Regions from separate parts of the Homo sapiens genome. Here region 1 is linked to region 2. A link is an interaction called in ENCODE POLR2A ChIA-PET data of the cell type or tissue named here. Cell type or tissue: A673. All regions are shown on one strand.

Evidence for each region. ChIA-PET counts read pairs that join two places held together with the same protein. Peaks named below come from ENCODE experiments on the same cell type or tissue, not always from the same donor. Only the 100,000 strongest peaks of a DNase experiment are listed, where the experiment ranks them.
Region 1: POLR2A ChIA-PET joins it to region 2 with 7 read pairs; 2 of 35 experiments call an interaction of 5 or more read pairs at or near these places.

Annotation. Positions count from the first base shown.
Region 1 is chr11:123,282,505-123,286,504 of GRCh38, forward strand. No RefSeq gene overlaps it. Among named protein-coding and RNA genes, the nearest start is that of LINC02727, 30 kb to the right of the region's middle. In A673, no CTCF peak of the experiment used is centred here; DNase peaks (open chromatin) are centred at 1,287, 1,737 and 2,187; H3K27ac peaks cover 2,119 bases.
Region 2 is chr11:123,201,282-123,205,281 of GRCh38, forward strand. LOC105369540 (a long non-coding RNA gene) reads left to right here and starts at 2,757. Exons shown (of 2, transcript XR_948116.2): 1 at 2,757-3,280. In A673, no CTCF peak of the experiment used is centred here; a DNase peak (open chromatin) is centred at 1,630.

The DNA of each region.
Region 1 (4,000 bases), 81 kb after region 2:
AACCACCAAGAAAAGGTCAGGAATCTTTAACAGAGGACTCGGGAGGCTACACAGGTTTCTGACTGTCTAATGGCAAGATGGCTTATTTTTTAGAATTGACACCTAAATCCTTTCCCAAATGTTGCAGGTAGACCGAGGAGACTCCACGTGAAAAGCACTAAGAGAGGATTCAGAGGAGTGTGGATGTCTGTGCAGAGTCTTGAAGAATGAGTTGAGGGCACGGGCTCATTCCAGGAAGCAAAGCTTCATAGCATGAGCAGTAATTGTGATTTAGTGATATGGTTCAAAGATTCTCTACAACAAATAACCCCATGCGGGAAAAAGCCTCATCTCCCAGCAACAACCAACCTTTGCAACTTAAGGGCAGTGCAGAGCCAAGCTGTAGCAGCACTATTTCATAATTCTTCCCCTTACTAGTAAGTAACGTTTATTTATCGCTCCCTCTCTCTTCAAACATTGTAGTCTTTCCCTTCCTGCCTGCAAATCTACAACTCCCCCTCCAAGGGAAGAATGGTGCTGTGGGATGGAGGAAAGAACTTCGGTTTTAAAATCAGACCGAAGTGTGTTTGCTGCTGGCCTTGCCTCCTATTCACTTGTAATCTTTCTCCCCAACCCCCCCCCCCCCACAAAAATGGAGTCTTGCTCTGTTGCCCAGGCTGGAGAGCTATGGCGTGATCTCGGCTCACCACAACCTCCAGCTCCTGGGTTCAAGCAATTCTCCTGCCCCAGACTCCCAAGTAGCTGGGATTACAGGCTTGCACCACCACGCCTGGCTAATTTTTGTATTTTTAGTAGAGACAGGGTTTCAGCATGTTGGCCAGGCTGGTCTCAAACTCCTGAACTTGTGATCCGCCCACCTTGGCGTCCCAAAATGCTGGGATTATAGATGTGAACCACCGTGCCTGGCCTTCACTTGTAATCTTAAGCAAGCTATTTCACTTCTGTGGGTCTCCGTTTTCTTACCTGTGAATTGGGACTAATACAACTCCTTGGATTGCTGTAATAATAAAATGAGGTGGCGCATGAAAAAAAACAGCTCTTAAAAAAGGCATGCAATACATGTTAGTTTCTGAAGAGGATCAGGATATGCCACCCCCAAATATGCCACTTTTGGAGGGTTATTTTGAGCCAAAGGCAATTGAGGATCAACAGATGTAGCAAGAGTTTCCTGCCCTTCACTTATCCATCTAAAAGCAGGGCGTAAATTTATCTTTGAGAAGGTGGCATAAATTTCCCTAATGATGGTGTCCCCTTCTCCTGGCACCAGGAAGAGGAGAGTGACTCTTATCAGAGAGATGGAGAGTCGGCACTGAGAGAAGTCTGCATACAAAAACTTTACTAAAATAACTCTAATCTTCCATTAGTTCTCCCACATATTCTTAGTCACTTACTCCTGCTTTCACATCCCTTGAAACTCAAACTTCCTTTTCTTCGTTTAAAATGGTATGTAAGCCCCAGAATCTAACCACTCTTTCCCTCCCTCCCGCTTTCCTTTCTTTCTCTCTCTCCCTCTTTCTTTCCTTCTTTCTTTCTTTCTCTTTCTTTCTTTCTTTCTCTTTCTTTCTTTCCTTCCTTCCTTCCTTCTTACTTACTTTCTTTCTTTATCTTTCTCTCTCTCTTTCTCCTTCCTTCCTTCCTTCCTTCCTTCCTTCCTTCCTTCCTTCCTTCCTTCCTTCCTTCCTTCTCTCTCTCTCTCTTTCCTTTCCTCCTGGACTTGAACTCCTGGATTCAAGAGATCCTTCCACTTCAACCTACAAAGTAGCTGGGACTACAGGCACAAGCCATAGCGCCTGGCTTCTAACTACTTCTTTGAGCTTCATTTCTTTTCTAGTAACTCCCATTCATGTAAATATTAGTAAACATTGCGTGCTTTTTCTCCTGTTAATCTGTTGTTCAATTTGCAGGCCTCTAGTTACTGAACATAAGGGTAGAGGAAAAGTTTTTTCTCCCTGATGTTTCCATCCCTCCCACATTCCTGAAAAGAAATAAAAAGCAACCTGGGGCAAAAGGGAGCTATCTTTTGCAGTCTATCACAGAGAGATGCATCACAGTTACAGTTATTCTCCAGTGTCTTGGGGCTGGGGATGTTTCCTGATTGTGAAGGAAGGTTAAAAAAAAAAAAAAAAAGCCTGGAGCTCATTAGAGTAGGTTATCTTCTACACACACACAGAGGAAATACAGAGGAAATACAGGCATGACCCACTTCGAGCAATCCTACTAATGCAAGACTGAAATTTGCCAGAAACAAATTAACCAGCCATTAGTTTATCTTTTTAGCATTTCCTCACTTTTCTAAAAAGGATTAACAGGAATAGAAAGGCAACTCTTTGTCAGTATTTATACGTAGGTACTGAAGTTGAATGGTGACAGACACTTGGGGCTGAAGTAGAATTAAACTTCAATTAGAAATGAAGATGAGGCCGGGCGCGGTGGCTCACGCCTGTAATCCCAGCACTTTGGGAGGCCGAGGCGGGCGGATCACGAGGTCAGGAGATCGAGACCATCCCGGCTAAAACGGTGAAACCCCGTCTCTACTAAAAATACAAAAAATTAGCCGGGCGTAGTGGCGGGCGCCTGTAGTCCCAGCTACTTGGGAGGCTGAGGCAGGAGAATGGCGTGAACCCGGGAGGCGGAGCTTGCAGTGAGCCGAGATCCCGCCACTGCACTCCAGCCTGGGCGACAGAGCGAGACTCCGTCTCAAAAAAAAAAAAAGAAATGAAGATGAAACTGCTCTGAAATGATCAGTTGTCATTGGACTCCCAATCTGAAGTGTGAAAAATGCCATTCTGTTTACAGACATTGAATCAGCTTGCCTGCCTCCAACCCTACACACTCCTGCCGATCCCTCTTCCTCCCATGCCACCCTCTTCCTCTCCAGCTGAAAAATGCTCTTTTCAGATGGGATGTACTCCCCTCTCTCATCACAGCTAATCTAACAATATGGCAAATTACCAGTTTCCCAATTTAGCTCACACCACTCCTGCCAAAAACCTTCCTTCCTTTTCTCCATTTATCTATCATCAAAACCCTGGGTTCAACTTGCTCTTCCAGCCTCTGAATGGTATTTCCAGCAGGTGGTATCCCAAGTGAACTCCTTACTCAAATCCTTTAGAAGTGATTTCTTTCATGTTTGGGTTTGTACCTGATTTCCCCAACTAAATAATCAATTTCTAAAATTTAGAAATTTTGTCTATTATGGGCATGCACTTGCATCTTCAGTGAATTGCACGTTGTGTGTATAAAAGCATATTGTTGGCCAGGAGCAGAGGCTTATGCCTGTTATTTCAGCACTTTGGGAGGCCAAGGTGGAAGGACTGCTTGAGGCCAGGAGTTTGAGACCAGCCCTTGCAACACAGTGAGACCGCGTCTCTACAAAAACTAGAAAAATTAGCTGGGTGTGGCGGTGCACACCTGTAGTCCAGGTTCTTGGGAGGATCGCTTGAGCCCAGGAAGTTGAGGCTGCAGTGAGCTATGATAACACCACTGCACTCCAGCCTGGGTGACAGAGCGAGACCATGTTTCAGAGAAAAAAAAAAAAACTGTATCATTGATAATAAAAAGTAGATTTATGTGCAACTTTATAAGGATTTCATCTATTGTAAAAATAAAGGCTCATATGCACTGACATTTAATTCACCTGAAAACAGAAGAGAAAGGCCAGGATAAGAATATAATTGTGATGAAAATTTGAAGCTAAGAATCTGATCAGTGAGCAGGGGTTTTTTGAGGATCTATTACTACCATGTGCTTGTCAGTATTCTTTACCAGTAGCATAATATGTAGCGACCTCATAGCAACACTGCTTTAAATATAATCTTTTTCTGCAAAGGCTATACTTCCAGCCAGGGTGCTTGGCAAGATGTTTGCTGCCTGCTTTGCTGGCTAACCTAGGAACGAATTCTCTCTCTAACCTGAGTACCCTTCATTCCGTATCTTAGATTTTGGCTGACATCAGCATTATCTTTCTTGTCATCCTGATAGGGATGGGGAGAATTACATT
Region 2 (4,000 bases):
AGAAAACACCTAGTAATCTCAGCACTTTAGGAGGCCAAGACGGGTGGATCACAAGGTCAGGAGATTGAGACCATCCTGGCGAACACGGTGAAACCCCATCTCTACTAGAAATACAAAAAATTAGCCAAGCGTGTGGGCATGCGCCTGTAATCTCAGCTACTCAGGAGGCCGAGGCAGGAGACTCGCTTGAACCCGGGAGGCGGAGGTTGCAGTGAGCCGAGATCGCACCACTGCACTCCAGCCTGGGCGACAGAGCGAGACTCCATCTCAAAAAAAAAAAAAAAAGGAAAGAAGGAAAGCACCTAGTATAGGGGGGCAGGCACATTGCTGCTCAGCAAGTGATGCCCTTCTCTCTTCCCCCTTAATTAATGCAACAAAATATGCCGTGACTCCAGGATACATTGTAACTGGATCTTCAGGGGTCCTTTCCCCTCTCAGAGAAAGGGGACGATAGCATCTCCTTCCTTTAGGTGGGGAATTGAGGTCTAGTGACTTCCTTAGAAACACACAGCAAAAGGAGTAGTAAAAAGTGTTTTCATGCTCTCTCCTCCTTCACATCAGTCCCCAACTCTGGGTTGAGATCAAAAGCAGGCTTTTGTTTGGCTAATGATGCTCAGAATTACCCACTAGACAAGCTGTCTTCATAAGGGAGCCAAATGAGACAGGAATAAGAACAGGAAATACATTTCAGATTGTTAGATTGAAGGGGATATCAGAGACATCCGATCTAACCTCCATATTTTACAGAAAAGGACACAAGTGCAGAGAGGAATGGCAACGTGTCTAGGGCCACCTAGCTAGTTGGTAGCACAAAAGGTATAAGAACCCCAGCCTGACTCTTCGTTCAGCGCTCTTGCCACTGTCTTGTGCTGACCTGCTGTGATCCTGAGCAACCTCTCCCCGAAGGAAGAAGCCATCAGGCTGGTGACCAGATGTATGCCTGGCTTCATTCTCTAGCCAGACACCTTGTGATTTTTCTGAAAACCCAGCAGCATGTTTCCCTTTGTTGACATGTAAGCACGTGGTAGAAAACACAGACCACCAAACCACAGACAGGAATCTTCCTATCTTCCTCCCAGCTGGACAAGGGCAGCTAGCTGTCCTCGGCTAGCATAAGCACTCATGTACTTTTCATTCATTCAGCCTCAAAAATGTGTCTCCAGCCTGTAAGCCTGCATTTGTTCCACCTCTGTGCAGCTGCTGTGTCCACTATCAAGCTGGGCAGGACCTTAGAGTTCCTTTTGGTGTAACTTCCTCACTTTGTAGACTGAATCCCAGCCAGGAGATGTGCTATCTCTGGGTCAAACTCAAGTTAGAGACAGAGTCAAGCTGGAAACCAGGTTGCCTAGCGACCAGCTCCATTCTCCTTCTAGAGTGTGGAAGATTACCACACAGAGTGACCCTGCCTCTTCCTAAAAGGTCAGGAATGAGAATAAAAAAACTCATGGTGTCCGCTGGCAGAAACAGGTGGGACAGGGCCCAGGGAAGAGCTGGTTTTTATTGTTGTTGTTGTTGTTTTAGTATTGGATGAGACTCAGTAAAAGCCATAAAATAAAACTAAGAAGAATCTATGCGAGGCCTCATTATGCCACTGGTGTCCTGCCTGCGGGGAACTCATTTATTTTGTGGCTGAGATGCTGGGAGCTGTCAGCAGCTGCTTGCAGCTGCTCAGTGAAAAGACTGATGGCAGCCATGGCCAGGCTGAGGAGATGGGAGGGGAGGAGAAGCATCCCCCGTCTTCCCACCTACCACAGGCACACACACAGATGCGTGACATACACTCAGAACAGTCTTGCAGCCTCTTGCATTGATGTGCACCTTTCCGGATGACACTGTCCCAGGAAGTGGAGTGGGGGATATGCCAGCCATGGCCTGAAACCAGTGTCCAAGAGGCAGTGGAGGATGCTGGATAGAGCATGAGGTTCGACATCAGGAGACCAGGATGGAACCTCTCCCTTACTGTCACCTACTGAGTCAGCTTGAATAAATGATGAACCTCTCTGTGTCTCAGTTATGTATCTGGAGAAAATAGGTAAGCTAGTGCTTTGTCAACTAAGGTTCTTTATGAATGTGAGGTAAGCATGATAAAGGAGTGTAGATTGCAGGAACTGGCAGGACCTGACTTGAGTCGGACATGCTTCTCTGTACCCCGTGTTGTAGAGAATCAATCCATTTCAAACTGGTGTGGAGCCCCATGACAGACACAGCAGACACAGAGGGAACAGGAGCTGGGCCCAAGACTCGTGGTGGGGCCTCTCCCCTGACTTCCTGGAGGATGAGCCCAGCACAAAGACAGATCCGAAAGACACTGTTCACTGGCTCACTCAGCCCTGTTCCTAATACCCTCTCTTGCCTACCTCCACCATAGAAGCTAAAAGGTCAAACATCTGCTTTCCAGGCCTCCTTTGCTCCCAGGGAAGGACATGTGACAGGATTCTAGCCAACGAGTCTTATCAATGGATAGGAGAAGTCAGCTAGGGAGCTTTGGGGAAATATTTGCTTTATACTTTGTGCAAACCAGAACTGGGTTTAGTCCGTAAAGGATAATTTTCTTAGGATATATAATGCACTCTTAAATAACCATAAATCTAAGACAAAACACAGCCATTGCCCTGATAAAGGCACAGGTGAAGAGCTATTGAATTTCAAGGGTGACTATTTCTTCCTATGTAGCGATCAGGGACTGCTTCATGGAGGAGGGGGCATTCGAGGTTGATACGACTTGAATACCCAAGGCTGAGAGATTCGGACATGATTCCCAGTCCCAATCTCAGATGCCCTGAGCTCCTTCACTCTTCCAAACCACATTATGGGGAATCTGATGATTCTTGCCAGGTGATGTAATAGCTCTGGTGATGATCAGATATCATCCCGCCTCTTAATGACAGAGCACCATCTTCTGAAGCCCTTTAAAGATACAGTCTAGCTCATGCCTCTGAAGTGAGCAGAGATGGATAAAGAAGCCACCTCATAGACACAAAGGAACTTCTCAAAGTTCCAGAATTGTTTGAGAAGAGAACCTGCCGATCCTCTCAGCCATGTAATCCTTCTTGGAACACTCCCTCATCTTCACCCACGTAGACTTGCACACCTACCCTCCAGATGTGGTGGGAGACGCCTTTATGTAACATGAATCTGTATGATGAATTCTTGCTCATATTGAAGACATGAAATTCCTATGAATAGGACATGTACTTTGAGTTCATTATCCCTAAAAGCAAGTCATGGATATGCTTAAGTTATCTGAGTGCTTTCCCTGGAAGACCAGTGGAATGCTTCGGTGAGATTTGTGGCTGGGGTTGGGGCTGGCATGTAGAGTAGAAGCTAACCTGGTTTCACTAGGACTAGTTTCTTTTTCTTTCTTTATTTTTTTTCTTTTCTTTTTTTTTTTTTTTCGAGACAGAGTCTCACTCTGTCACCCAGGCTGGAGTGCAGTGGCACGATTTTGGCACACTGCAACCTCCGCCTCCTGGGTTCAAGCAATTCTCCTGTCTCAGCCTCCAAAGTAGCTGGTACTACAGGTGCACGCCACCACACCTGGATAATTTTTTTTTTATTTTTAGTAAAGACGGGGTTTACCATATTGGTTAGGCTGGTCTTGAACTCCTGACTTCAGTAATCCACCGGCCTTGGCCTCCCAAAATACTGGGATTACAGGTGTGAGCCACCATGCCCGGCCCACTAGGACTATTTTCTAACTGATCTGAATGAACCAACTTGGATAACCTCATGTTTAAAAAACATTCATTTATATACCCACCAGGATTGTATATATATATATCTATATATAGAGAGAGAGAGAGAGTAACAAATGTTAGCAAGGCTGTGGAAAATCTAGGACCTTTGTGTACCTTTGGTGGAAATGTAGAATGTGTAGGCACTGTGAAAAACAGTAGTACAGGGATTCCTTAAAATATTTTTTTTTTGAGATGGAGTTTCACTCTTGTTGCCCAGGCTGGAGTGCAATGGCACGATCTCAGCTCACCGCAACCTCTGCCTC